2 separate regions of the Homo sapiens genome follow, and region 1 is linked to region 2. Evidence: chromatin loops called from intact Hi-C (ENCODE). Cell type or tissue: OCI-LY7. All regions are shown on one strand. Each heading gives the region's core, and the rest is flanking DNA. Links, peaks and the distances in the headings are about the cores only. Region 1 overlaps PDZD2 (PDZ domain containing 2). Region 2 overlaps PDZD2 (PDZ domain containing 2).

Region 1 (15,476 bases), core at 3,214-11,213, 82 kb after region 2:
TTCAGAAGAGTTTCTCATTAAGTTCACCCACAGGCACTCCCCAGTGCAGTATTATTGGATTCTTGGTAATTATCAGGTTTGGCAAAAGTAGCTGTCAAAGACAGTCTATGCTTTCTCTTGGCTGTTAGTTTTGATTTCTGCAGTTATTTAATGTGCTTCATTAAAGATCTAATCATGCATGCTTCTTATAGTACTTACAAATAATTTGCAAAGGTAAGTTAGAAGTGTTGCATGTATATATGCTTGATTCATTCAAAATGCTAAAGATGAAAGGGAAACGATACCCAGAATTTCAGTAGTTTGGTAGATGCAGAGTATTATCTACCAAAAAGCCTGAGATTTCTTTACATGAATTAAAAAGTTTCCATTCAAAAGGGTAATAGAGGTAGCAAAAATCATGATTTCGCTCAAGTGGAAAACTTCAGGCAGAGAAGGCTTGAGATAGTAGGAATTTCATATGAATTTAAAATATGAAACATATCAAGTCTTAAAAATAAAGTTTCCTTTAGCATGGAAGCCTAAAGGGACTCTTCACACATTTCTGAGCTTGAGATTATACTGACGTTCAGATTGCTACCTGGGAGGAAAAGGAACTGAGACATAAGTTATTAGTTGTCAGAGGAAAAGGAAAGCATAGGGTTTTTTGGCAATCATGAAATACCCTGATTATTTACATTCATAATTAATACATTTGAAGTGGACATAGCCATCATAGGCTTTCTATTCAACCAGTTCATCATCCCGACCTGCCTGAAAGCTGTGCTCTCATAATCCCAGCATTTCCACTTGATCATTTATAAAGAGTTTATTAAGCTGTAATCCTCATGCCCAAAGTCCCTTCTGCTTCATGGCATATAGTTTAAATCCTGAGCCTTTTCACCCTACAGTTAAAAACTAAAATAGATATTCAGTCATCTTCTCAGTTCTTTCATGAGTTTCTTGGGTGATGTTCATTTGTTCATTCATAATTCAATCCATTCAGCAATTATCACCGAACACTTAGTAGATATGAAGTACAATGTCCAGCTCCATGGAGCCGGGCGCCATGGCTCACGCCTATAATCCCGGCACTTTGGGAGGCCAAGGCGGGCAGATCACCTGAAGTCTGGAGTTCGAGACCAGCCTGACCAACATGGAGAAACCCCATCTCTGCTAAAAATACGAAAGTAGCCGGATGTGGTGGCGCATGCCTGTAATCCCAGCTACCCGGGAGGCTGAGACAGGAGAGGTTTCAGTGAGCCGAGATCATGCCATTGCACTCCAGCCTGGGCAACAAGAGTCCAACTCCGTCTGAAAATAAATATCCAGCTCCGTGGGGTCAGATCAGTCAACATTTCTGCTCTGTAGATTGAAGAAGGGAGACAAGACACATCCACTCATACATTATATGATGTACATGAAAGTTGATGTGTGGGTAGGATAAAACACTTTGGAAATTCAGAAGAAATTACTTCTAACTGGGATCATCATGCAGGTAGTAGCATCTGAGTTAGGGCTTGAAGCATCATGGCAGATGGGATGGGGATGAGGATCAGGTACGCAGGTAGACTGCATGCACGTCTAACCCTGTGCATGCAGCCCGTCATCAAGCAAAGGGAGTTTTGTTTACTGTGTTTGCCGCCTCCTTTTCTAGTTAAGGATGTGAGCCTATTTGTGACTTGAGCTTTATTGTTTTGACAATATGGTGAATTTTCCCTCCAACAGGTACCCCCTTGAAGAGTCCCTCTCTTGCAAAAAAGGTGAGTCAAGGTGAACTGCTACCTGCCTCCCTCAGCTGGACCACAAACTAATTCCTGGAGCCCACAAGTCAAGCCGGAGGGCCCAGTCCCTGTTTCTGCCCATGAGTCATTTTTGCCACTTTATACAGGAAATCGCAACAATGCTCATTTGAGAATAGATGCAAAAATGTGTGTTTCTTTTGCTAAACACTTATCCAGGAAAAGAACAGAGCAACAAAATAAAAGAACTGAACTACAGTTTGCAAAATAAGTTTTCAAACTGCTCCATAATAAAGCAGCGTGAGTCAGGACTTGGGGCTTTAAGGAGGCCACGCAATCTTCCTCAGCTAGGCTCTTGCTGAGTCTCAGTGCGTCAGGGTGCAGGATTCAAACTCCCCTGGTTTTTGTTCACCATTTGGCTAGACTGGTTGGCTTGAATCACATTTGTCTTTCCCATCGCATCCCCCCAGTGTTTTTCCTGGGATGGCTGATGTGTTGCTGCTGTGGCTTTTCCGATCATTGCCAAAAATTTAGCCAAAAACAAAAAGTCTCTAAAAACATTGTCTGGCAGCAGTCACCTTTTTATTTATTAGTTGTCAATTTAGCCGTTCTGAGGTACATGGAGGTTGGTGTTTACTATCACAGCTATTTCAAGTGACCGTTGATTAGAACGAAGTGTTCTTGGAAAGATAGGACGTAATAACCCTTGAAAGTCTGCTTCTGCTGTGTTTTCTTAGTTATCGGATGTTTTCTTCTTCAACAGGACTCCCTTATTTCTGAATCTGAACTCTCCCAGTACTTTGCCCACGATGTCCCTGGCCCCTTGTCAGACTTCATGGTGGCCGGTTCTGAGGACGAGGATCACCCGGGAAGTGGCTGCAGCACGTCGGAGGAGGGCAGCCTGCCTCCCAGCACCTCCAGTAAGCAGGGGTGCCCCAGAGGGCCTGGGCTCTGCATTCCAGTCAGCAGTGACTGGTTTCCACCTCTGTGCTGGCGGCTACAATGGTTTAGCTACCCTGGCGCTGTAATACGAGAAAAGAGCTGGAGACCAGGCCGGGCGCGGTGGCTCACGCCTGTAATCCTAGCACTTGGGGAGGCCGAGGCGGGGGGATCACTTGAGGTTAGGAGTTCAAGACCAGCCTGGCTAACATGGTGAAACCCCATCTCTACTAAAAATACAAAAATTAGCCAGGCGTGGTGGCACGCGCCTGTAATCCCAGCTACTTGGGAGGCTGAGTGGGGAGAATTGCTTGAACCTGGGAGACAGAGGTTGCAGTGAGCTGAGATCGCACCATTAGACAATGCTGTACCCTGAGAGTTTACTCTTGGAAAATGCAGCCACTGTTAGTGACTGGCCACTCAGTTACTCAGTAAATGGGCTGGATACACATTCTATAGTCAGGGGTGGATGGTGGCTAAACCAGACCTCCTTTCAATGCCCTTTACATAATGTAGTCTTGAATTTTATGGCATCAAATCAGGATGGGCAACCTGATGCCCTTACATTTTAGGGAATCCAGCCAGATTCCAGGTCCCTTCCCTCACCAGGCCCTAGCTTCATTCTTTGTAGAAGGCTGTAAATTAAAGATTAAGAACTCATAAGAGACATATTATCAAAAGGTTTTTTTTTTAATCTCATTGATATATCAATTTGAGATAATATGAGATGATAATCTGATATGATCCATACCGATTTCTCAGACTTCTTTCTGCTGGTGAGGTTTCCTCTTAATTTCTAACATCTGAAGAAGAAAATCCCCTTGTTTTAGGAGAGGCAGGCGACGACCACTCTGACTCATTCGGAGCTATCAATGAGTTTGCTCTGTTCTTATAGAAACATTTCAAGGTGCAAACGTGTAATTTTTCACTGCATTTAACAAGATATAAAAATCGTTGCAGATTCAGGTTGGCATTGTTCTAGAGTATCTTTAAGACATAGGACAGTTCATGCTGCAAAAGCACTCACGTGCCTGTCAATCAAGCCTCCCTTTCTGCAGATGAAGGAAGGACCTCAAGGGGCCAAGAAGGCAGCCCAGGTGTGTGGGACATGTCATCAGTCCCCAGGCATCCTTCTATGGAGGAATTCTCAGCAGCATTTAGGTTAAACCCTAACAATGTGTTAGATAATCATGGAGGTGGAAGTATTAAGTTTCTGTCTTCCAACAGCACACGTTTGAGTTAATCCAGAGGTTGGGGTTTAAGAAAAGGGCGGGGGGGGTAGGTCAGTAGGGAAAAGAGAAAGATAGCCCGCCTATCTACTCCATATAGCCTCCAGGAAGCCATGTTGCCTAGGCCTTGTGTCCAGTGGCTGAGGCTGTGTGTCTGGTGTTAGTGAATGTGGAAATGCTTATGTGTAATGATGGGGTCAGATGATAAGACAGGGCCAAGTGGGAAGCTCAATTTCACTTGACTTTTCTGTCCCCACCTCCACCAGCTCACAAGGAGCCTGGAAAACCCAGAGCCAACAGCCTCGTGACTCTTGGGAGCCATCGGGCTTCTGGGCTCTTCCACAAGCAGGTGACAGTTGCCAGACAAGCCAGTCTCCCCGGAAGCCCACAGGCCCTCCGAAACCCTCTCCTCCGCCAGAGGAAGGTAGGCTGCTACGATGCCAACGATGCCAGTGATGAGGAAGAGTTTGACAGAGAAGGGGACTGCATTTCACTCCCAGGGGCCCTCCCGGGTCCCATCAGGCCTCTGTCAGAGGATGACCCGAGGCGTGTCTCAATTTCCTCTTCCAAGGGCATGGACGTCCACAACCAAGAGGAACGACCCCGGAAAACACTGGTGAGCAAGGCCATCTCGGCACCTCTTCTTGGTAGCTCAGTGGACTTAGAGGAGAGTATCCCAGAGGGCATGGTGGATGCTGCGTCCTATGCAGCCAACCTCACGGACTCTGCAGAGGCCCCCAAGGGGAGCCCTGGAAGCTGGTGGAAGAAGGAACTGTCAGGATCAAGTAGCGCACCCAAATTGGAATACACAGTCCGTACAGACACCCAGAGTCCGACGAACACTGGGAGCCCCAGTTCCCCCCAGCAGAAAAGTGAAGGCCTGGGCTCCAGGCACAGACCAGTGGCCAGGGTAAGCCCCCACTGCAAGAGATCCGAGGCTGAGGCCAAGCCCAGTGGCTCACAGACAGTGAACCTGACTGGCAGAGCCAATGATCCATGCGATCTGGACTCGAGAGTCCAGGCCACTTCTGTCAAAGTGACTGTCGCTGGCTTTCAGCCAGGTGGAGCTGTGGAGAAGGTAACTGACTTTCTCTTAGTTACTTGGAATGGAAGTGCATGAATATGTGTGAGTGAAGATGGAGTCTGTTGTAAAGCATGGGTAAGCTGCCAGTGGGAAAGGATGATGGCTGGAGAATTATCTTTCAACAGAGTCAGTCACTTAAATACCTGGACTGCTTGGAAGCCTTTTTTTTTTTTTTCTTGGAGATGGAGTTTCGCTCTGTCACCCAGGCGGGAGTGCAGTGGCGCAATCTCAGCTCACTGCAACCTCCGCCTCCCAGGTTCAAGCGATTGTCCTGTCTCAGCCTCCCGAGGAGCTGGGACTACAGGCGCACACCACCACGCCTGGCTAATTTTTGTATTTTTTAGTAGAGACAGGGTTTCACCATATTGGTCAGGCTGGTCTCGAACTCCTGGCCTCAGGTGATCCACCTGCCTCGGCCTCCTGAAGTGCTGGGATTACAAGCGTGAGCCACCGCACCCAGCCTAGGGAGCTTATTAATGTATCAGCAGGTTAGTCATGAGATCATTTGGCCAGAAGATACTATAGAATCTCTGTCTTACCTGTACACAGCACCTGTGGCTAATGATGGAAAGGCAGTGTGGCACAGGGAAAGTAAAACCATGGGCCTGGCATGAGCTCCACTGCTGACTAGTTGGCACTGGTCGAGTTACAACTTGGGCAAGTTATTAAACATTTCTGAGCTTAGTTCTCTGGGCTGGTGCTCTCTGCCTTGGTCATCTCACAGAGCTGGAGGGACCATCAAATATATGTTAACAGTGATTCCCTCCAGCTGATAAGGTTATGAGTGATCCTTATATTTTTCCAAATTTCTACATTGGTTATATATAATTATAGCCACTCATAACCTTGCTGTGGTATCATATGGAATAACAGGAATGCATTCACTTAGAAATTGATAATGTACCACATTAAATGCAAGTTAATATTGGTTATGTTACTACTTGGTTACGAGTATGTTAGAATATCAAATTGTTCATTTTTAAAAATGTTCAATATACCTCTACTTTATCAAGGAGACAGTACGAGAAATCAATGTTGTTTATAATCTCCTTAACATAAATAACTTCTCTCTCTCTCTCGCTGAACAAAGAATCTGAGATGACTTATAAAGCCATATTATTATAGATGTGTGTTCAAGTGGTTTATATAAACATATATGTCAATAGACCTGGAAAATGCTAAGTCATAAAAACTATACCAGGCAAAAGTCGTTTTTTTAACCTTATTTTTGTTTTAATAGAAATGCACATCTTTTTTCCTTCTCCTCAAATATCATATTTTACCTCCAACCACTACCTGTGTTTTAAAATATAATGTTTGGCCATTGGGTAAATTTCTTCTTTTAAAAAGCATCGGCCGGGCACAGTGGCTCACGCCTGTAATCCCAGCACTTTGGGATGCTGAGGCAGGTGGATCACCTGAGGTCAGGAATTAGAGACCAGCCTGGCCAACATGGCAAAACCCCGTCTCTACTGAAAATACAAAAATCAGTCAGGTGTGGTGGTGTGCACCTGTAATCCCAGCTACTCGGGAGTCTGAGGCAGGAGAATCTCTTGAACTCGGGAGGTGGTGGTTGCAGTGAGCTGAGATCGTGCCACTGTACTCCAGCCTGGGTGACAGAGCAAGACTCGGTCTCAAGAAAAAAAAAAAAAAAAAAAAACAAATCACAAGTTTTGGATAACTGTATAAAGGCAAATTAGGGTTTTTATTCATAATAATTTATATCTATTAAAATAAGAGTTTTGTAATTCTAAGTTAATACTCTCAGAATGAACTTTTGAGCAGCATTTGAAACTTGTACAAGACTAATTTTTCTCATAAAAATTTTAGTTACAAAATTTGATTTTATTTATATCTGAGAAAGAAAATAGAATGGATTGCTATAAAGTATATGTCCTCAAATATTGGAAGAAAAAACCTTCCTCTTTTGGTACGTGAGTTAAATTCTGTTTTTATTTACTACTTGATTTAAATTGAAGTGAAATTCATATAACATGAAATTAACCATTTTGAAATGTACAAGTCAATGGCACTTAGTACATTCAGAATGCAATATGACCCACCACCTCTGTCTAGTTCTGAAACTCCTCTACTGTTTTTATGTTACATTTGTGTTACTAATAAATAGAAAATTAACTGAGTTAAACTCTATCTAGGTTTCCCTCAGCTGGTAACTGACATTTTATGAAAAGATTTCTTACCAAAGCTGCTGAAAGACATATTATCCCTTTCACCTCTGTGCTCTGCTGCCACCTTTGGGCCACTTTATCACTCACAATGGATAAATTTCACATGAAGCTGATTTAACTGTTAGTTTTAGAATTTCATTGCATTGAATGTTAGGTAGAAGAAGAGAAAGTAATGGACACTTAGCCAAAGTGAAGTCTTGAAATATGAAATGTCAATTTTGTTTATCCAGATTCGTTCATTCCCTCACTACCAAACTAAGGAGTTAGTGTTATAGTCTTGGATATCTCTATGCAATATAATAACAATACCTTACATCTGTCTAGCCTTATATGTGCTGTTTTTATAACTGTTCTCATTTAATCGTCTTCTTTTAAGCTCTATGAGTAAGACTGGGAATGTTTTATGCCCATTTTAGAGTTGAAAAAAATGGAGGCTTGGGGAAGAATGATATGACCATTTAATTCCTAGCAGACCTTAAACCCACAATCTGGATCTGCTGGCTCCTAGTCCAGGGCCCCTTTGCCTTTTCCTGAACTAGCTCTGCTCTCTATATATGATCTCATCTTACGGTGCAGAAAGCCTGAAAGTTATTTCAAGTGGCTTGTGGTTGTCATTGTGCCAGGAATCTCTGGGAAAGCTGACCACTGGAGATGCTTGTGTCTCTACCAGCTGTGAACTAGCCAGTGCTCTGTCCCATCTGGATGCCAGCCACCTCACAGAGAACCTGCCCAAAGCTGCATCAGAGCTGGGGCAACAACCCATGACTGGTAAGATTATTTTCCCATTTGTTAATCTTAAAGTAGGTGGGGAGATACCCTAATGAAAGCATTATACAGGCCAGGCGCAGTGGCTTACACCTGTAATCCCAGCACTCTGGGAGGCCGAGGTGGGCGGACCACTTGAGGTCAGGAGTTTGAGACCAGCCTGGCCAACATGGTGAAACCCCATCTCTACTAAAAATACAAAAATTAGCCGGGCGTGGTGGTGCGCACCTTTAATCCCAGCTACTTGGGAGGCTGAGGCAGGAGAATCGCTTGAACTGGGTAGGCGGAGGTTGCAGTGAGCCAAGGTGGCACCATTGCACTGCAGCCTGGGCAACAAGAGCAAGACTCTGTCAAAAAAAAAAGAAAAAAGAAAGAAAGGAAATTGATATTTTTAAGGAGAAAAATCTTTTACACAAATTAACATTTAAATACTGCCTGCATTTAGCACCTTTACTATATCATTGTGCCTAAACTCATCGTTTTCATGCCATGTTGAACACATCCATTTTCAGTCAGTTGACCCTTTTTACCCTTTTGTGACACCAACAAGACATGAGATGAATCAAAAGGACTTCCCACCCATCAAAATCACAGCACTCTGCCTACGTGAAATCAAATGCACTGAGAAATGGCAACAAAAACCTCCACAAAGGACAAGTGAAATGATACTGAAAAACCACACATAAGTGTTGATGAGAGATTAAGTAACATCGTGGAGGCAGAAGTTATCTCAGTATTTATTTAGGTGCCAGGTGCAGTGGCTCATGCCTGTAATCCCAGCACTTTGGGAAGCTGAGGCAAGTAGATCATGAGGTCAGGAGTTTAAGACCAGCCTGGCCAACATGGTGAAACCCCATCTCTACTAAAAAGACAAAAAAATTAGCTGGGCATGGTGGAGCACGCTTATAATCCCAGCTACTCAGGAGGCTGAGGCAGTAGAATTGCTTGAACCCGGGAGGTGGAGGTTGCAGTGAGCCAAGATCATGCCATTGCACTCCAGCCTGGGCTATACAGTGAAACTGTGTCTCAAAAATTAAAAAAAAAAAAAAAAAAAAAGGAAATTAGTTAGATGTGGTGGCATGTGGCTATACTTTGGAGGCTAAGACCAGGAGGGTTACTTGAACCTAGGAGTTTGAGACTGCAGTGAGCTATGATCACGCCACTACACTCCAGCCTGGGTGACAGAACTAGACCCAATCTCTGGGAAAAAAAAAAAAGTGTGGGGTGTGTATGTGTGTATGTAAAATTTGGCTACCCATCATCTAGTAGTTGAACAAAATAATATTGTAAAACATGATTTTTAAAAATCAACTGAATTAAGTGACTTTGCTTCCTTGTTAGTGGAGACCTTTATTGAAATTTTGGATTCTGGTGGGGCGCGGTGGCTCATCATGCCTGTAATCCCAGCACTTTGGGATGCCAAGGGGGGGCCGATCACTTGAGGTCAGGAGTTCAAGACCAGCCTGGCCAACATAGTGAAATCTCGCCTCTACTAAACATAAAAAAATTAGCGGGTGTTGTGGTGCATGCCTGTAATCCTAGCTTCTCAGGAGGCTGAGACACGAGAATTGCTTGAACCCAGGAGGCAGAGGTTGCAGTGAGCTGAGATTGTGCCATTGCACTCCAGCCTGGGGGACAGAGTGAGACTCTGTCTCAAAAAAAAAACAAAAAAAAAACAAAAAAAAAAAAGGAAATCTGGATTCTAAACTTGCACTCTGTGGGTAGGGGACACTCTTCTCAGTGGCTGGTGATGACTGTGATCCCACTTGTCGAGCTCTGTGGGAGTCCCGGCAGTCCTCCGCAACTGTCGGCTGGTTGTTACTGTCTCAGCGCCTGCCTTCTGATTGGTTAGCAAACTACGGTGGTAGACAGAAAAAAGATAGCCTTCCTTTTTAGGGCTGTCCTACAAAATAAAAATGTGGGCCGGGTGCCGTGGCTCACACCTGTAATCCCAGCACTTTGGGAGGCTGAGGTGGGTGGATCCCCCGAGGTCAGGAGTTCGAGACCAGCCTGGCCAACATGGTGAAACCCAGTCTCTACTAAAAATACAAAACAAAATTAGCTGGGCATGTTGGCGGGCGCCTGTAATCCCAGCTACTTGGGAGGCTGAGGCAGGAGAATCGTTTAAACCCAGGAGGCAGAGGTTGCAGTGAGCCGAGATCGAGCCATTGCACTCCAGCCTGGGCAAAAAGAGCGAGACTCCGTCTCAGAAAAAAAAAGAAAAAAGTGAAACCCCAGAATATCTATCCCATACCCTGATGGCTACTCACAGAAAAAATACAGGCCCCTGATGTCTCTGTTCTGTGATCCGAGGCTCTTTGTTCCTTTGTTAGTGATGAGGCTGTTACTGTGGGTTCTGGTTTCTCTTTCGGGTTCACATTCACTTGCTGGACAAACACTAACAAGCATTTTTTTGTTAGCAATTTGACTTTACTGCAAAGAGTGTTAAAAAGGGTTCTATTTGGCCGGGCGCAGTGGCTCACACCTGTAATCCCAGCACTTTGGGAGGCCAAGACGGACGGATCACAAGGTCAGGAGATCGAGACCATCCTGGCTAACACAGTGAAACCCCATCTCTACTAAAAATACAAAAAATTAGCCAGACGTGGTGGTGGGCACCTGTAGTCCCAACTACTCAGGAAGCTGAGGCAGGAGAATGGTGTGAACCCGGGAGGTGGAGCTTGCAGCGAGCTGAGATCACACCACTGCACTCCAGCCTGGGCAACAGAGCGAGACTCCATCTCAAAAAAAAAAAAAAAAAAAAAAAGTGGGGGGTGAGGGGTTTCTATTTGAGGGAGATGAAGTTACATTGAGGCAGCCTTCAATGTCACCTTTCAAAGTAAGGCTTCATTTGAGGCCAGTATCTTCATACATTTTAAGAGTGCATGTTCTACATAATGGTCCTCTGGAAGTTTTCTTGGAATCCAGATTTGCTTTGGAATAGAAGAGGGACAGCAAAGGGTTGGTTTTTTTCACTAAACCAACATTTCCTATTTGCAACCTCATGCAGTACATTCTTTCCTTTCTTGCCACTGAGGAATTTCTTATTCTAGGTAGGCCAGTTTTTGTCAATACTGAGGTTTTCATCAGTGTTAGAAAATGTAGTACATATACACTATGGAATACTATGCAGCCATAAAAAGGAATGAGATCATGTCCTTTGCAGGGACAAGAATGGAGCTGGAAGCCATTATCCTCAGCAAACTAACACAGAAACAGAAAACCAAACACCACATGTTCTTACTTATAAGTGGGAGCTAAACAATGAGAACACATGGACACAGGGAAGGGAACATCACACACTGGAGCCTGTTGCGGATGGGGTGGTGGGGGGAGGGAGAGCATCAGGATCAATAGCTAATGCATGCAGGGCTTAATACCTAGGTCACGGGTTGATAGGTGCAGCAAACCACCATGGCACACATTTCCCTGTGTAACAAACCTGCGCATCCTGCACATGTATCCCAGAACTTAAAAAAAAAAAAAAATACCGCGGGTTTGTACCTTAAGTAAGTGGGTTGCTGCATGTCAAGTTCTCTTGTGTTATAGTGTAGAGAGAATTTCGTCTCCCAGCCCCGTACTCCCTGGAGCTCTGTGCACCTCTGTGACTGTACTGACCCCGGTGGGTGCAGATGTTTGGATGCTTTTCTGCCTTGCCCTCTCTGGATTTCCCATAGATAATGAGCCTTGAGAAAGGTGCAGCTATGTGTCCCTTACACCCACTGAGCAGCCAGGAATGCTAGACCAGGAACTGATTATATTTAACAGGCAATGATATATGTGCTATATTTAGTTAACATGTCAAAACATAATATATTAGTTACCATTTAATTCTTTAAGGGTCCTCGTCAGGATTGATCGAGTTGCAGTGACACACTGGCACCCTCAAGGGCTTTTGGGGTGTATCTGAAATACCCGATTACCGGATCTCTAAAAGATTTTAGAGCTTCTGTCTCCTTTTGTTTAGGTATTTCTCTCTCCTTCCCAATGAAAAGGCTATCTGTGACCAGTTGGTCCTGCTGAGTACTTGAGTGCTCGTAGCAGTTCTTCTTCCAGTGTTATTACAAATAGCTGCTTTCCAGTATGTAAGAAGGATGTTCTTCAAAACATGTCTTTGTTTTGTTTTGTTTTGTTTTGTGGCGGAGTCTTGCTCTGTTGCCCAGGCTGGAGTGCAGTGGTGTGATCTTGGCTCACTGTACGCTCTGCCTCCCAGGTTCATGCCATTCTCCTGCCTCAGCCTCCTGAGTAGCTGGGACTACAGGCGTCCGCCACCACGCCCAGCTGATTTTTTTGTATTTTTAGTAGAGATGGGGTTTCACCGTGTTAGGATGGTCTCAATCTCCTGAACTCGTGATCTGCCCACCTCGGCCTCCCGAAGTGCTGGGATTACAGGCGTGAGCCACCGCGCCTGGCATATCTTTGTTTTTTTTTTTTTTGAGACAGAGTCTCCCTCTGTCACCCAGGCTGGAGTGCAATGGCGCGATCTTGGCTCACTGCAACCTCTGCCTCCAGAGTTGAAGCAATTCTCCTGCCTCAGCCTCCTGAGTAGCTTGGATTACAGGCGCCCACCACCACGCTCGGCCAATTTTTGTGTTTTTAGTAGAGACGGCGATTCACTATGTTGGCCAGGCTGGTCTCGAACTCCTGACCTCAAGTGATCCACCCACCTCAGCCTCCCAAAGTGCTGGGATTACAGGCATAAGCCGCTGCGCCTAGCCAAAACATATCTTTTTTAAAACTGAAATATCCAAAAATGCATAAGTGATCAAAGAAGGAATACCTTATCATTAAAAAAAAATCCAAAATGACCCGTACACTGCACGGTGGTTAAGCACACAGGGGCATACGCAGGCTGCCAGGGCTCAGATCTGAGCCCCAACATTTGACCAGGGAAGGGACCTTGGATTAGTCACTGTTGTCCTAAGTTACACACCTCATGGGGTTGTTGAGGAAGAATCAATGACATTTTCATGTGTAGCATTTGGAACACAATCTGGTACCTAATATGTTGAATAAGTTATATTACGTGTGTGTATGTGATTTTCCTAAGAGAAACATATATGTGTGTATATATCTGCCTAGTATATGATACACAGTAAGATACGTGTGTGTGTATGTATGTGTGTATGTATACCTACACACATGATTTTCCTAAGAAAGTTTTAGAAACTTTAGAAACACAGGAGCAAATGGCCGACCAAGATGTGTTGATTGTGAGGTCTGATTTTAGAGCCATTTAGCTTTCTGGCAGCAATTGACTCTGTCTGTTAAATGGTGGCTCTTGGAAACCAGAACGAGAGGAGGTGGTAGCTGTTGGAAAAGCTGTCAAAGCTGTTGTGAGAAACTGAAGCAGTGTGGGGAATCCAGGCCCCCTGTTTGTCACTAAATGTTTAACTCTGTTATGAACGGGATACATGTTTATTCTAGAAACTTAAGAAATTACAATTGAGAGGGAAGTTTTGAAAGATAGCATAAAAATCAGCTAAGCCCAAGTGAAAAACCTCTGTTAATATTTTGGTCTGTATCATTTGAGTCTTGTGCGTATATGGGTGTGAATAAATATATAGTCCTGTGCTTTTTTTGTCTTTTTGCCAAAAAAAAAAAAAAAATCCACTGTGGTAGTCACCAGTACCTAACAACCTTTTTAAACCTCATACATCCACACGAAATAATATTTGAGCAGCCTGCTGGCATCAGTAAGACTGCTCCTCAGCCCATGGGCCTGACCTAGCAGGCTGTCCCTCGCACTGACCACTCTGCTGTCAGCACACCCATAGCCTACTCTAGGAAACCGCACTGCTATCCTGCAGGCTCTTCTACACCCGACATCACCTGGAGAGGCTGCTGGGCCTTCCACCCCACGGATGTGCTGTAACGAGTCAACCTTCCTCCCATGATTGGGCATTTCGAACGTTTCCAGAGAAAAGGTTGTCTTGAAAGGTGACAACCAAAGGCTGCCTCAGTGTAACCTCGTCTCCCTCAGATGAAGACCTTTTAAGTTACAGACTTTGCAATAAAGTCAAATTGCTAACATGAATTGCCTGTTTAGGTTTATTCAGTGAGCGAATATGAAATTTGTTTATTTTTGAGACGGATTCTTGCTCTGTCGCTCAGGCTGGATGGAGTACAGTGGCTCGATCTCGGCTCACTGCAACCTCCGCCTCCCAGGTTCAGGCAGTTCTCCTGCCTCAGCCTCCCAAGCAGCTGGGATTACAGACGTGCACCACCACACCTGGCTAATTTTTGTATTTTTAGTAGAGATGGGATTTCCCCATGTTGGCCAGGCTGGTTTCGAACTCCTGACCTCAAGTGATCTGCCTGGCCTCAGCATCCCAAAGTGCTGGGATTACAGGCATGAGCCACCGCCCACGGCCTGAATATGAAATTTAAAAACAGAGTTTAAATCCCCTCCTTTTGTGTCATTGCTACTCCCCACCACCACCCGCACTACCGCCCATATTTGCTGTCACCAGAAGCAGGAACATTATGCTTAAGGGGAAGTTCAAAAAAGGTTGAGCAGAGAAGGAGAAGAGCACGTGGCTTTGAGTCTTGGCAGGCCCCTGGCCTTCCACAGTGGGCCTGGAAAGCTAGTAGCTAGTACGGTCTCCATGGGGATCTCGACGATCCAACCTTTTGATTGCCAAGGGCTCTCCACACAGAGGCCACATAGTCAGGGTTTAGGCAGTAGCATGGGCTGTGGAGCCAGCTTCCTGGGGCGACCGCTGGCTCTGCCACCTGTGAACTCTGACCTCAGACACATTGCTTAACCACGCTGTTTCTCCGTCCTCATCCTTCCAATGCAGATGGTCACAGGACATACCTCAGTGTTAGGAGGAAAATTAAATGTGTACAAAACTCTTAGCACAGTGTTAACTCCTTAATTATTGGAAAACCTCTTAGCACAGGGCTGAGTCCTAATAATTAGTTCTTAATTATTCACATAGCAAGGTCAGCAGGTTAAAAAAATGCAATTAAGATGATTTTATGTGAGAGCTGTGGAACGAACATAATATTTGGGGAAGAGTTGGTTTGACTTAATTCTCAAACCAAGAGCTTTCATGGAACTTCATTTTTCACTCCAACCTCAGACCCATAGTTCCTAAGAAAATAGCTTTGTTCTTTCTGATGCCAGATTTTTTTTCCCTGTTGCAAGATGCTGTGTGTCTGAGGTGGAAGATTAGCCCAAGACTATGCAGGGCCTTATGAACAGGCACTTTCAGGAGTGAGTGGCTGTTGGAACCCACCTCCTAGATGACTTCCCACTGTCCACTGGCACACATCCCCTTGCCCTGCCACCTCCAAGATTTCAGGCTCTTTCTTGCTTCTCTGCTTTCATTCTGTTGCCTTTTTTTTTTTTTTTTTTTTTTTTTTGAGACAGAGTCTTGCTCTGTTGCCCAGGCTTGAAGGCAGTGGTGCAATCTCAGCTCACTGACCTCTACCTCCTGGGTTCAAGCGAATCTCGTGCCTCAGCCTCCCAAGTAGCTGGGATTACAGGTGCATGCCACCATGCCTGGTTAATTTTTGTATTTTTCGTAGAGATAGGGTTTCACCA
Region 2 (15,476 bases), core at 3,838-11,837:
CCTTTTCCTATGCCTCCTCTGTAAGTGGTTCAGCAGAGACCTCATGCAGGCTTCCTGGATCTGCATCTGCAGAAACGAGTAGAAAACTCAGAAGGAGCATCACACTCAGAACATCTCCCTGATGAGCCCTCACGTTTGCATCAGAGGCAGCCTGAGGATGGTCCTTTTCCAGGAAGCCCCCTTGGTCACTGGGTGAACTCACATTGTCCTACATGGTAACATCTCCCAAGTCTGTGTCTGAGCCCTCAGCTCTCTCCTGAGCCCCTGAGTTTTGTGCCAACTGCCTGCAGGATGTCTCCATCTTGGATATATTTCACATCATGCCTAAAACTCAGCACATCATTTTCCCATACCGCTGAACCCACTCCAGTGCTCCAGGTCTCCCCATCCCCAAAGTTTGCCCAAGCTGGAAGTTTGATGAGATTCATTGGGGGTGACCAACCATCCTGGTTTGTCCAGAACTTCCCCTGGTTTCTCACTGAAAATCCTGGGAAACCCTCCGTCCTAGGGAGAGTGGGACAGCTGGTCATCTTGGAGTCACCTGAAGCACTGCCCACTGCCTTCTGCCATGTCTGGTCAATCACCAAGTCCCCTCAACTGTAGCTCCTTTTGAAATCCTGCAGCTCAACCTGCCTCTCTCTTTACTCCCATAACTTCAGGTCAGGGCTAGGCTGCTTTCATTTTGCCCCCTGGGCTGTCACAGTACTCCCCTACCCGGGACATCGCCCCACTCCTATCCCATTCATCCACTGTCCCAACTGCCACCAGAGGGACCTTTCTAAACAGCACATCTCATTACTCACACACATACACATAGGTGCACAACATACATGTGCATGCACACACACGCACACTGTAGCTGAAACCCGTTTGGTGGGTCCACTTTGCCTTCGTGGTTGTTACCAAACACATTGGGATGTCATTTGAGGCCCTTTATTATCTGATTCCTGGTTAACTGTCTGCCTCCATCTCTCACTGCTTTCTTTTTTTCTTTTTTACCTTTACCAGTTTATTATATAATAAAGAATACAGATGAAGAATTACATAAGGCGAGGTCCAGAGGGTTCCCAGCACAGGAGCTTCTGTCCTTGTGGAGATGGGGGTGGGGGGGGTGCATCACCCTCCTGGCATGTGGATGTATTCACCCTCCTGGCATGTGGATGTATTCACCATCCTGGAAGCTCTCCAAACCTCATACTCTAGGGATTTGTATGAAGGCTTCATCCTGAAGGCATGATCATTTGTTAACTCAAAATCCAGCATTTCTCCCCTGACTCCAGAAGATGGGGGTAGGGCAGAAAGTTGCAAGCTTCTCATGGCCTGTCCTTTCTGGTAACTAACCCCCGTCTGGAAGCTATCCCTGATATCCAGTTTCTTATTCCCTGATTTGGAGTGAATTCACTGCAAGCTTTTTCAAAGACCATACTTAGTGTCACCTCTGAGCCTTTGCGAGTGCTCCGCTCACTACCTGGTTTCTTCTCCCCTCTCCCACGTCGCTTAGCTTCTACCTTTCCTAGGGGACCAAGCCTCAAGACACCCTCCTGTAGGAGGTCTCTGTGACATTCCTGCCGCCTGCTCTGTCATTAGCCATCTCCTCTTCGGTCTCCTGCGGTACCCTCTGCTGGTCTTCATTCATGCCCGAGCCCGACGTATTCCAATTACCATTTGGCTCATCGTGTCCCCAGTAGACTTTAAGAGCAAAGCCTTTGATTTTTTAAAAATGTTTTATATATTTGGGGGATGGAGGTGCAGATTTCTTCAACACATATATTACGTAGTGATGAAGTTCAGGCTTTAACGTGCCCATCACCTGAATAGTGAACATTTTTCTTGATAGATAATTTTTTAGCTCTCACCCTGCTTCCCCGTTTTCCAGTCTCCAGTGTCTGTTATTCCACTCTGCACGGACAGCCATTGTTCACCTCCCACTTATGAGTGAGAACATGGAGTATTTGACTTTGTGTCCTGAGTTATTTCACTGAAGGTAATGGCCTTTGGTTCCATCCATGTTGCTGCAAAAGACATGATTTAATTCTGTTTTATGGCTGAGGAGTATTCTGTGGTATATACCACATTTTCTTTTCTTTTTTTTTTTTTTTTTTTGAGACGAAGTCTCACTCCGTCACCCAGGCTGGAGTGCAGTGGCGCGATCTTGGCTCGCTGCAGCCTCTGCCTCCTGGGTTCAAGCAATTCTCCTGCCTCAGCCTCCCAAATAGCTGGGACTATAGGCACACGCCACCATGTCCAGCTAATTTTTTGTATTTTTAGTAGAGAGGGGGTTTTACCATGTTGGCCAGGCTGGCCTCGAGCTCCTGACCTCTAGTGATCTGCCTGCCTCGGCCTCCCAAAGTGCCGGGATTACAGGCATGAGCCACCACACCTGGCCTGGTGTATACCACATTTTCTTTATCCAGTCAGCCATTGATAGACACTTAGGTTGATTCTGTATCTTTGCTATTGTGAATAGTGCAGGGCGGGGCCTTCTTTGTCTTTGTTTCCCGTCTTAGCTCAGTGCCTTGTAGGTATTTATTAATCAAGGCCCCAAGAATACTAGTCCTGGGAGATGGGACCCTGAAGTTCCTGCCTCAGTTCTGCCATCCCCAGCACTGTGGCCTTCAGGTTGCTGCGGCCTTTCTCTGGCCTTCTGTTTTCTCACCTATAAACTGAGCATTTTGGTCTGATGACTAAGGGACTTCCAGCTCTGACATTATGCTCACCCATTTCTTACTGATCATTCTGAATAAGAAGGGGTAAGCAAACGGTTTCAGAAAAGGTTTGCAACTAGCGCCGGAGTATTTACGGCAGCAAGATTCTGGTTGGATTGTGTCTTCTCACATATGGGGCAAAGTTGCTGTTATAAAGTTTTATTTTTGGTTCCAGCAGTAATGAGGTCATTTAAATGCTGTGAGACAGCTCCCTTTAATGTACCGCTCCTGTTTTGGTAAATAAATCCCTTCGTTGGCTTCAGTGAAGGGATACATGTGTGAACTCACGCAGTAATTGGCAGTTTACAGGAAAGGGTAACACTCCAACAACATTAGTGCAGAAGTCCATAGCATCCAGTTTTTCAGGGTTTGGCTTTTTCTCAATAGGCTGACAAAGTCTTGTTGCCCTTTAAGCTAATGTAAAAGAAAACAAATGCCCAAACCATCTGTCTAGACAGGGTCTGTTGCAGAACTCGGTCTCTCCAACTGGACCAGGGTTCACACAATGAACACTGGCAAACAGACAGATCTCCCATCTGTGTGAGCTTCTTAACCTCAGTCGCAAGGACCATCATGGAACTGTAAGATTAGCGGATAAACATTCTATATTTGTTCATTCAGTGCTATTTATGGGATATTATAATGTGGTAGACACTGTTCTAATTGCTAGAGAACTAGTTGGTAAACAAGACAGACAAGGTTCTTATCTCACAGCATTTATAGCATACCACAAACAATAAATAAGCAAATCCACAAATCACAGTGTCAGAAGCTGATGAGTCAATGAAATAAAACAGGGTGAAGTGAAAGCTGGCCGGGCAGTGTCATGGGCAGGGGGCTGGTTGATGTTGGGTGTCAGAGCAGGAAGATCTCAGTAAAGAGGCGATGTTTGAGCTGAGGATTGAGTGTCAGAAAAGGGCAGCCCTGCATAATCCGGGGCAGAATGTTCCCAGGGAAGAACCAGCAAAGCATCTGCCCTCAGGCAGGAATGACAGAGTGTTCCATGAGAAAGACACTGGGCACCAGGAGATGATTCAGGAGGTGTGGGCAGGGCTGGTTACAGAGGTTCGCATATGCCACCTTGGAGTTTGAACCTTATTCTCGGTCCTGTGGGAAGTTGTTGGAGGGCTTATGCTGAGTGCATCACAGCCTATGTTTTTTAAACCTTCCCCTTGGATGTTTGATGGAGGATAATGGATTGTAGGAGGTGAAATTTAAAAGGGAGACCAAACTGGAGGCTATTGTGGTCACCCAAGCTAAAGATGCTGGTCACTTTGACGGGGGAGGTTAGGGAGAGGAGAAGGCCAAAGTCGGTGGATCTGGCATCTATTTCGGAAGTAGACTCTACAGATGGTGCTCGTGGTTCAGATGTGGGAGATTAAACAGAAGGAATCAAAGATACTTCACGGACTTTTGGCTTGTGGATCATCTTTAGCCTGAGTAGAGGATAATGCTGTTTGCATTGAGATGGGAAAGCCAGGAGTAAGAGAGGAAAAAAGTCCAGTTTTGATTGTACTAAGGTGTATATCAGATACCCAAGTGGAATTGTTAAGGAGGCAGTTGGAAATATCCTTAATATCGTTATATTTAAGTTGGCCTGTTAGATTTTGGCCAGTACAAGTTTTAGCCTAGTAAATATCAGACACTGATTTATTTTTTACTGAACGTTGCTGTAGGCAAATACCTTTAAAACTGACAATTGTGGGCCCGGCACGGTGGCTCACGCCTGTAATCTCAGCACTTTGGGAGGCCGAGGTGGGCAGATCACCAGTGGTCAGGAGTTCAAGACCAGCCTGGCCAATATGGTGAAACCTTGTCTCTGCTAATAATACAAAAATTAGCTGAGTGGATGTGGTGGTGTGCACCTGTAATCCCAGCTACTCGGGAGGCTGAGGCAGGAGAATCACTTGAACCCAGGAGGCAGAGGTTGCAGTGAGCCAAGATTGTGCCATTGCACTTCAGCCTAGGTGACAGAGTGAGACCCTGTCTCGAAAGAAAAAAACAAAACAACAACAAAAAAAACTGCTAACATTTACTTCTTGTTGCTTGTGTCTTCCTTTGTAGTCCTCTGAACTCCCTTCATTAGATGATCAGAAATTCCAAGGTGAGGAAACTTGCATTAATTTCTTTGGACACTCCCCTCCTATCTCCTACTTTCAATTAAAAAAAAATTATGTTATCGGATAAAAGTGAAAAAGAAGGTCTGTTTCTTGAGTAGTGTAGTTGGGGGCTGTATTACAGATTAGTGATTTCTGCCCTCTGAAGCCAGTTTTATTTGTTAAGTGTTTTGCATGACTTTATTTTTAACGAGTTTTGTGGTTTGGGGCTGGGGGCAGGCAAGTGGAGTGGAAATGTGGGTGCTCTTGATGGAAAGTGTCTTGAACTCTTCTGTCAGTATATATATATATACATTTGAGCTGATATTGTATTCCCATGAACATCGTTTTGCATGTTTCTTGTCACATGTCCTACTTCTAAAAGTATTTAAAAATTAGAAAGGAATGTACCTAGTATTGTCACATCCTTTGTTAACCATACTTACATGTTTTGTTTAACAAAGAGGAGGGGAAAAGGAGAAAAGAATGGTGGTGTAAACTAGTAAGGGGGATGGATAGGTTTTTACTAATTTGCGCTAAAACCCAAATAGATTTTCTTATTTCTGGACTCTAAGAATGGTCCTTGTTGCTCTTGGGAAAGAGGTTCACAGCTTTTCTGTCCTGGGGGAGGAAGAAACACTCATCTTCTAGACCCCAGCAGCCAGAGCATATCTTCCACGGAAAAAAACAGCCAGCATCCTTCTCTCAAGTGTGCCTCTTCCATGGAAAAAAAAAAAAAAAGCCACCATCCTACTCTCGCGTGTGCCGTGAGGCCGCCACAGGGCTGCTCCCTATGCTGGCGTGGGAGGCCCAGAAAGCCAGGACAACATCCAGTCAGCACATCCCTGATTCTGTTCTTTTCAATGGTATCCACTAGGCCATCGGGCCCCATTGGAAGTGTTGAAAGTTGCCATCTTGGTGGTTGCACTGCTCCTCAAGGATGGCTTTTTGGAAGTAGTAGAGCCATGAGAGACTTCGAAGGCCAGGGAGGATGTTTCTGAATGGGGAAGGGAAAGGTGTTCCAGAGGTCAGAGGCAGCAAACCAAAAACCATAGAGTCCAAAATGAGGTGATTGGATGAAATAGAGATCATTGACAAGTTCATGAACTACTGTGGTAAGCCAGTGACTTCTGAAGTTACATTTGGCCAGACAGGCTTCATTTGACTGTGGTCAGGGGATGGAGGAGACAGTTGGCACCAGCGTCTGTTCCTGGGATAGCGGAGCCCCACCGAACAGCACGCTACCCGAAGGAGTGTGGGATCCAACAGGTCTCTGTCTGCTAATAATTTCCCCAGACATTCCTATTGCTGCACATCAATGACTGCCCAACATCTGTTTTTTTTACTGTTGCATAAAGTTTCATTTCAGTTTCTGACTGTGTATTTCAGATTTTCTAAATGCCACACATTCTTTCTCCTTTGCAAGCAGCTTGAACAGGCAGGTTGCCTATTTCTAGGGGGATGGTGGCTTTGTCCATGTTGTACCTTAACGGTTCCATTGGACTTTTCATGATGGATGTTAAAAGCAGATGGCTTTTGTTTCATATGTTGTTTCATATATCATATGTCATTTGTTTCATATGAAGATGGCTTTTGTTTCATATGTCTTGTGACTCAGGCCCATATAGCTAGGGCTAAAAAGAGCTACAGGGGTGAGTCTGAAGTGAGACCCCAAAGTAAATCACTTTGGAAAGTTTTGCTTTCATTTCTCTAAATAGCTAAGGACTTGGGGGAAGTCAACAGTTTTGCAGTGAGCATATGTGTGTGTCCTTGGAGTGAAGTAAGGAGACAAGCAGAGGATAAACCAAGGTGGAAAAGCTATCAGCAATCAGATGGCTTAGAGACATTGATTAGTTTATTTATTTATTTATTGTTTTTGTTTTTTTTGTTTGTTGGGGGGATGGAGTCTCACTGTGTCACCCAGGATGGAGCACAGTGGTGTGATCTCGGCTCACTGCAACCTCCACCTTCTGGGTTCAAGCGATTCTCCTGCCTCAGCCTCCTGAGTATCTGGGATTATAGGTGCCCACCACCACGCCTGGCTAATTTTTTTATATTTTTAGTAGAGATGTTGGACAGGCTGGTCTTGAACTCCTGACCTCTGGTGATCCCCCCACCTTGGCCTCCTCAAAGTGCTGGGATTACAGGCATGAGCCACCACGCCCAGCCTGTTTTTTGTTTTTTTTTTAAAGATTTTTATAGGGGTTGAAGCATTTCTTAAATGTATTTAGGGAACGTGCAGCCCAGTGTCTGTGGCAGTGGGTATCAAATTCATCAATTAATTTTTTGTTTTGGTTTCTCTACCAAACGTCTCATTTATATGTTTTAAGGAAGTTTGAGATTCAATTCAATATGGTGTTTTTTGTTTTTTTGGTGATGGAGTCTTGCTTTGTCTGGAGTGCAGTGGCACCATCTTGGCCCACTACAACCTCCACCTCCTAGGTTCAAGTGGTTCTCCTCCCTCAGCCTCCTGAGTAGCTGGGATTACAGGCACTTGCCATGATGCCCAGCTAATTTGTTGTATTTTTTGTAGAGACGGGGTTTCACCATGCTGGCCAGGCTGGTCTCAAACTCCTGACCTCAGGTGATCCACCTGCCTCGGCCTCTCAAAGTGCTGGGATTACAGGCATGAGCCAAAGCACCTGGCCCTCAATATGGTGTTTTTAACATAAATATGCTTATATGTGTATATATAAGTAATATAGTTACCTATCAACATTTATTTACTGGGTGTTGTACTGCCACCTATTTGCACAAATGTCTCATTTAATTCTAAGAACAAACCTGGAAATACTAAATTCCCAATTTGGAGGCAAGGAAACTGAGACTTTTAAGCATTAGGTGGCTTTCATAAGTTATAAATGGCAGAGCTAGGTTCCAACTAGTTGAAGTCTCCTGGCACCAAGACCTGAGCTTTGCCTTCCTTTCATCTTTGTTAATTAGTAGCTGTGCAGAAGTCAAAGGCCCCCAGAAATAGCCAGTGTTGACGTGCACAGTGGCATCCGGGTTTCAGGCAGAAGCAGCTTCACCTAACAGGACCCTGTTCAGGAAATTTAATCACTTTGCTATGCTGCCCATAGCATAGTCATTAGCCACAGGTGGCTCTTGAAATTTAACTAGAATTCAATTCAGTTACAAATTTCAGTTCCCCAGTTGCCACTAGCCACATCGCAAGCACTCAATAGCCACCTGTGGCTGGTGGCTCCGTCTTGGATGGCTCAAATATAGAACATTTCCATGATCACAGAAAGTTCTATTGGACAGCACTGCCAGCCAGAGACTTGGGTCCAATCGGCAGAATTCTTTTCTCCTGTGATAATCTGTGATATCTGTGGACAAGTGATGGATATTCGGCCAGACGTGACAGCTCCGTTCTCCTGTGTCAATGCCGTGTGTCTGTCAACCTCCTTCATGGTGTGCTCACTTTTTCTTCCAAGGAGGAAGTTGGCCGAATATGGAAGATGGAGCTGCTCAAAGAATCGGATGGGCTGGGAATTCAGGTTAGTGGAGGCCGAGGATCAAAGCGCTCACCTCACGCTATCGTTGTCACTCAAGTGAAGGAAGGAGGTGCCGCTCACAGGTGACTAGATAACTCTCCCCTCTCCCCCATCCCTCTGCCTCCTCTCCTTCCCTCTCCCTCCCCACTGGTGCAGGTGCTCTTCCACTTGTTCAAAGCCCTGGCGATTATAGTTCATAAAGATTATGCTGGAGCACAGGAGGAAACCAGGCAAGAGTGGTTCGAATTGAACACACCTCTGAGCACAGGAAGTGGCTAACTGCAGAAGATATTGCAAGATCTTCTAAAACAAGGAGAGAGTGGATCTCTTTATAGTGCAGCTTTAGTTTCAAGTGAATGTTACGTATCCTAACTTGCTGAGATGATATGAGGCTACTTATTGAGAATATGCTGCTGAGTAGAACACCGCATTCCTAAGATCTTAACTCCCGTAAGACTTGACGAATGACCCGGGAAAGTGATTGGTTTTCAGTCCGACCACAGTTCATGCACTGGGGCTCCACTTGTCAGGTCTATCAGGATTTCAGGCATACTTAGATATATGTATCTCTGTCGTGCAGATGTGGAAGGGAAATTAAGTAAATGTGAATTTTTCTCCTTGCGATCTGAAAACAATTCATACCTCAAAACTTCTTTTGTAGGCCAGGCGCAGTAGCTCACGCCTGTAATCCCAATACTTTGGGAGGCCAAAGCAGGAGGATTGCTTGAGCCCAGGATTTTAAGACCAGCCTGGGCAACATGGTGAGACCTGGTGTTTACAAAAAATAAAAATTAAAAAATAGCAGCTGGGTGCGCCTGTAATGTGGGTGCTCTGGGAGGCTGAGGCGGATCACCTGAGATCAGGAGTTCCAGACCAGCCTGGCCAACAGGTGAAACCCCATCTCCACTAAACTTACAAAGACGTGAGCCAGGTGTGATGGCTTGTGCCTGTAGTCCCAGGTACTTGGGAGGCTGAGGCACGAGAATGGGTTGAACCTAGGTTGTGGAGATTGCAGTGAGCCAAGATCGCATCACTGCACTCCAGCCTGGGCAACAGAGTGAGACTTCGTCTCGATTAAAAAATAAAATAGAACAAAATAGCTGGTCATGGTGGCACACTTCTGTAGTCCTAGCTACTCAGGAGACTCAGGTGGGAGGATCACTTGAGCCCGGGAGATCGAAGCTGCAGTGTGAGCCATCACTGTGCCAGTGTACGCCAGTCTGGGTGACAGAGCAAGAGACTCTGTCTCAAAAAAACAAACAAAAACTTATTTTTTAATCTGAACAATGATCTGGAAGTAGGAAGAGGAATGGTGTTTAGCTAGAGCATGTGCAAAACAGTTTATTTTGAGTAAGAAGGATGTAGCTGTCCCAAAATGTCAGGCAGGCTCTTGACTGCTAGCTAATTGCTTCCATGCACATAGGGTGTCTACTATTTGCAAGGCCTGCTGGGGCGTGTACGTATGTTGTATGCCCACACATATACAGTAGGCATATAAAAGGAGAGTTTCGTTGATAAGCGAGTTGATCATCTTTTATCTAGTCCGGAACTTGGTGTTCAGCTCAGGTACCCTGATTCTAAGAGGGGTGTGGCAAACCAGACTGGTACTGGCCTGCCCAAGCTTGAGAGGGGACACAGAAGGATATCACATGAGGTACAGTTGAAGGAGCTGGAGATAGTCTGAAGAATGGAAAACTAAGAAGAGGACCAGGGCACAAACCAGCAAAGTCTTTTATGCTCATCAGTTCTTTTATTACAGAATAGGATGCTAATCACTAAAGTAGAGATAAGATTAACTGCAATTGTTAGTTGTCTGGGTGGTAGTAATTATTGAAGGATTAAGACCTTAGGTGGTTTTTACTCCAAAGAGCATTACTTAACTTCCAAAATGACATATGTTTTGAGGAGCTCCTGTCAGATAGACAGTTTCCCATTAATCATAGGTCTTAAGTTCTAGTCTTCCTTTAACAAGTTGGCCATTAGGAAATTCCTGTGCCCAGAGATAAACTTACAAAGAACTGTTCTTGTCTATTTTCCATCTGAGCCATTTCTATTGGGTCTCATCCTTTTCATTTCATTCTTAGCCTGGAGTTGTGTGTGTGTGTCTCTTTGAGCCTCTGGGCTATACGATTCACAAGCGGGGCATTTTAGTTAGTAACAGGAGATGAGAGAAATGAAAGAGGGAAATAGGAAAAGGGAGTGGGGATGGTCTTTTTTTCTTTTTTGAGGTGAAGTCTCGCTCTGTTGCCTAGGCTGAAGTGCAGTGGCGCGATCTCGGCTCACCACAACCTCCGCCTCCCAGGTTCAAGTGATTTTTCTGCCTCCACCTCCCAAGTAGCTGGGACTACAGGCGCTTGCCACCATACCCGGCTAATTTTTGTATTTTTAGTAGAGACGGGGTTTCACTGTGTTGGCCAGGCTGGTCTTGAACTCCTGACCTCGTGATCCATCCATCTCAGCCTCCCAAGGGATGGAGATGGTCTTGATGGCATTCTGAATTAGTAAGCCCAGGACACTGGTCTGAACCATTGTGTTCTTGATTCCTCAATCCCTCTCCTCCCATAGGAAACAGCTCCTGAGTGGCCCACCCACACAGCTCCTGAGATTCCAGCTTGTTTCTTCTGTGGTCTTCCCATTCCCCTTCTCCCACCATTCCAAACAACTAGTGGGGCCCTTAGCATTTCTCTGCTTCAGGAATTTTTGAAGGACAGAAACAGAGACTATCAGAATTCTCTGGTGTCTCCTGTCTCCTGTTAAAGCCCAAATTCATAGAAAAGACAATGGCACATGCCCTAGAGGAAGGAGACAGAAAGTGAGAGAAAAGCTGTTGAAGGAAGGAAAGGGGAGGGAAGGATGGAAAGAGAGAAGTCAGTTGATTCATTGAAAGAAAGCCAGGGGAGAGCCTAGAGACTGGAGACAAACGGAGCTTCTGGGCGTGTCGGAGGCGTGCATGTGTTTCATGGCAGCACCCTAGGTGCTGATGTGAACCTTTAGAACAGAGAAGTCCAATCTTTTGGCTTCCCTGGGCCACATTGGAAGAGGAAGAATTGTCTTGGGCTACACATAAACTACATTAACACTAACGATAGCTGATGAGCTTAAAAAACATCACCAAAAAATCTCATCATGTTTTAAGAAAGTTTACCAATTTGTGTTGGGCCATGTTCAAAGCCATCCTGGGCCACATGCAGGCCACAGGTTGGCCAAGCTTGGTCTAGAGGATGCGGTGGGATCCGAGGCTCGAGGTCCCTCTGCCTCACCAGCTTTCCTATCCCACATTCAGCCATGTCTGGCTCCTTTGGGATCCTGGGAGATCAGAGCACTGGAGGCTCTGGTGGAATCCACAGAACTGTTGACTCACCACGATTGAAGGGGCCTGTCCAGTGCTCTGGCACAGTGTGCCATGCCAAGCCCTGACCCTCCCTAGGGGAGGCAGTCCCCATGACACCTGAGTCTCTTGCCAGCCCAATGGGAAGAAAGTTGAGTCAGGCATAATTTAATTTAAGGGAAAGAAACAGAAAATGTTTGTGTACACCGTGTTTGTAGCCCAGGTCTGATACCTGCAGTGACAGCAGTTTAGGCAGTTTATTTGTTCTTTTCCTTTCTTAATTGCTTTTTTTTGGGGGGGGCGGGTGGCGGGATTTGTTTTTTTTTTTTGTTTGTTTGTTTTGATTCGTCCTTCTGTACATGAAGCTTGGCTGGAGAGACTCAAGGATGAAAAAGAAGCAGAAACCAGGCCTGGTGGCACGCACTTGTAGTCCTAGGTACTCAGGAGGCTGAGGCAGGAGGATCACTTGAGCCCAGGAGTTCCAGGCTGCAGTGAGCCAGGATTGTGCCACTCCACTCCGGCCTGGATGACAGAGCAAGACTCTGTCTCAAAAACAAACACACACAAAAAAACATACTTTAAAAAAAAGAAAACAAGGTGCCGAGAGTGAGAGACTTTACCCTCTGGGACCTGTAACTCTGTTGGGAGATAGAGACACGTGTAGTGTAGTGTGAATCACAGGTGCCCCAGAGGACATCTGGTCAGGGTCACATCCCTGGGAAGAGAGGAGTGCAGTGCATTAGGTAAGGAATGCAGGTGGGCTTAGGATACCTCTGCTGTTTCTGAGCTTAGCTCAGTGACTCAGTCATCAGGGCAGGATGGCAGGGAGGATTAAGAAACGAATGACTCGACTCTCCTCAAACCTTGGGGTCTTGGTTCCTCTATCAACATCTCCACCTGGATGGGAGTTTCACTGACATTGATGCCAGGTAGGCCGGTGACCTTAATGTGCATATTGCTGAGCCACTGCCTGAAATCATGGAGGGAATCCTCTGATGGGAATCTGGACACATGAATAAACAATCGCATCCCCAACTGCCTCTGGCCATCACAGTATCCTCTTTAGCCCAATCTTAACCGTCCCTCCTCACAACCCTCCCTAGCTCCAGAAAATGGCCCTTCTCAGGCCCAGAATGTCTTGACAAGGGATCTTTTTCCCATCTCCCTTTCCTCAGGGATGGCAGGCTGTCCTTAGGAGATGAGCTGCTGGTAATCAATGGTCATTTACTGGTCGGGCTCTCCCACGAGGAAGCAGTGGCCATTCTTCGCTCCGCCACGGGAATGGTGCAGCTTGTGGTGGCCAGCAAGGTAGGTCGTGTTTGTTTTTTGGTACTCGTAATGGTGGCAGTGGTGAGTTGGGGTTGAGCCCCACCTCCCATGCCACACACACACACAAAGACATGTGTGCACTTGTACGTTTGCCTTGGGCTATTGAAACAGCCTTGCTTCCACAGGGCAACGCTATATGGAGACCCTTAGCTGAAGTGCAGTTAGTTACTTGGCTTTCCTTAAGAAGTTTGTTTTTGTTTTTGTTTTTGTTTTTGTTTTTGTTTTTGTTTTTTTTGAGACGGAGTTTCACTCTTGTTGCCTAGTCTGGAGTGCAATGGCGCAATCTCGGCTCACCGCAACCTCCACCTTCCGGATTCAAGCAGTTCTCCTGCCTCAGCCTCCCAAGTAGCTAGGATTACAGCCACATGCCATCACACCCGGCTAATTTTGTATTTTTTATAGAGATGGGGTTTCTCCATGTTGGTCAGGCTGGTCTCAAACTCCTGACCTCAGGTGATGCACCTGCCTCAGCTTCCCAAAGTGCTGGGATTACAGGCGTGAGCCACCATGCCTGGCCCTTTAAGAGTTTTTATAGGTATATGTTAGGGCAGGTGTCCCCAGCCCCTGGGCTGTGGATGGGCACTGGTCCATGGCCTGTTAGGAGCTGGGCTGCGCAGCAGTAGGTGAGTGGCCTGTGAGACAGCGTTACCTCCTGAGAGCTCCGCCTCCTGTCAGATCAGCGGCGGCACTGGACTCTCATAGGAATGCGAGCCCTATTGTGAACCGCACACGCAACAGATCTAGGTTGCACGCGTCTTATGAGAATCTAATGCCTGATCATCTGAGGTGGGACAGTTTCATACCAAAACCATCCCTCTTGCCCCTACCATCCTTGGAAAAATTGTCTTCCATGAAACTGGTCTCTGGTGCCAAAAAGGTCAGGGACTGCAGTGTTAGGGGATGGAAAGGAAAGAACAGAGCTAAAGAAAAGGTAAGAATGGTAAGGAAGGACAATGTAGAGAGAGCGGCAGCTCTTCCAGGAGGAGCTGAAGAGGAGACTTGGAAGCCTGGGCAGCTGGAAAGGGAAGAGAGGCTCAGGGGCCGCCGAGGGCAGCCTGTGGCTTCTGCTCTCACTTGTGGCCTCTTGAGTGTTGGAGCTGGAGGAGGCGCTGTGAATCCTGTTTGCCCAGCCAATTTACAAATGAGACAGTGAGGCAGAGCTTCCGTGGCCACTACCGTCTTGCAGAGGCCATGATGCCATCAGCAGCGCCAGGACCCGGGCCCTAACGCCCAGCCCAGTGTCTGTCCCCTGTCTCCCTGCCGCCTCTTCTCCACGGGTCCTCCACAGGTCCTGACGCCCCAGGCAGGCCAGAGCTTCTTTCACACCCACCCTAGAGTGCATTAATATAGTGCCCAATTCTGAGCCTCAGCATCTCCTTCTTAAAGCACTGGCTAGTCTGCAGGACTTCACAACTGTGGTAAGAAAGAGGAGGCGTTGACCTCTGGTGTGTCTGAGCTGTGAGCCGATGTGCTGTTGATGAGACTAGGGCAGCGTCTATGTGGCCTGGTGAGAAAGAGGAGGCAGTGACCTCTCGTGTGTCTTAGCTGTAGGCCGATGTGCTGTTGATGAGACTAGGGCAGAGGCTATGTGACCGAGGAACTGGTGAAGTGGAGCCATGAAGCTTTATTCCAATTCCAGCCGGGAAGGACAGGATGAGGCCACACCCTCTTAGCCCTGTGCAGCATGACGCTCTTGCTAATATGGGGAATCCTTTTTCCATGATCTCTGTTGTTATTTCAAACCTGGCGTCATAGGTCTCTTTATATTTTCCCCCTTGAATTGCAAGATCGATTGCTGATTTTCGGAGTATTGAACAAATAGATTAGAAGAACATTTTGGGCTATCCAAAAAATCTGCTTTCCTTTCTTTACACCTTTTACCCCAAACCCTTGACCTAGACTCTCAGACTTCCAAAGAGAATCTATCTACAGAGTTCTGGTGAAGACTTGGCAGGAAGAGGGGGCGTCTGAGTCCCTGGAGGTAGGCGTTGAGACCACTGTCCATTCATAGGTCCTTTCTTCCTCTTCCAGAGGTACCAAGGGACACCTTGGGGTGTCTCTTGAGTCCATCGCGCTCCCTGCATGTCTTCACCCAGAGCGTCTGCCTGTGGGCTGTCTGTAGCCCCTCGCCGGAAATGGGGCGGCAGAACAAACCCCGGGATTCTCTCTGTCAGCTGGTGAATTCCACAAGGAGGGAAATGCTGCAAGAGAAGGAGAAACTAGTTCATTGTTTTGCCAGATGAAGTGGGAGCCTGAAAGCATCTTTGGGTCTTATACACACACACACCTCACACATACCACACACACACACCACACACACACCAACACACACCAACACACCACCAACACACACACCCCACATACTACACACACACACCACACACACACCAACACACACCACACACACCACCAACACACACACCCCACACACCAACACACACACCCCACACACCAACACACACACCCCACACACCACACACACCAACACACAACCACACACACCACCAACACAACCACCAAC

Evidence for each region. Peaks named below come from ENCODE experiments on the same cell type or tissue, not always from the same donor. Only the 100,000 strongest peaks of a DNase experiment are listed, where the experiment ranks them.
Region 1: a loop joins it to region 2, with 2.6 times the contacts of the local background. A loop is called at or near these places in 1 of 110 quality-filtered maps.

Annotation. Positions count from the first base shown.
Region 1 is chr5:32,069,680-32,085,155 of GRCh38, forward strand. PDZD2 (PDZ domain containing 2) reads left to right here. Exons shown (of 25, transcript NM_178140.4): 16 at 1,705-1,739; 17 at 2,482-2,638; 18 at 4,153-4,964; 19 at 7,783-7,927. Among named protein-coding and RNA genes, the nearest start is that of GOLPH3, 97 kb to the right of the region's middle. In OCI-LY7, for the core only: CTCF peaks have their summits at 4,957, 7,226 (motif pointing left) and 7,430; a DNase peak (open chromatin) is centred at 7,212.
Region 2 is chr5:31,987,338-32,002,813 of GRCh38, forward strand. PDZD2 (PDZ domain containing 2) reads left to right here. Exons shown (of 25, transcript NM_178140.4): 4 at 8,239-8,381; 5 at 12,802-12,934. Among named protein-coding and RNA genes, the nearest start is that of MIR4279, 59 kb to the left of the region's middle. In OCI-LY7, for the core only: CTCF peaks have their summits at 7,553 and 7,752; DNase peaks (open chromatin) are centred at 6,404, 7,844, 8,574 and 9,782; H3K4me3 peaks cover 5,500 bases; H3K27ac peaks cover 4,702 bases.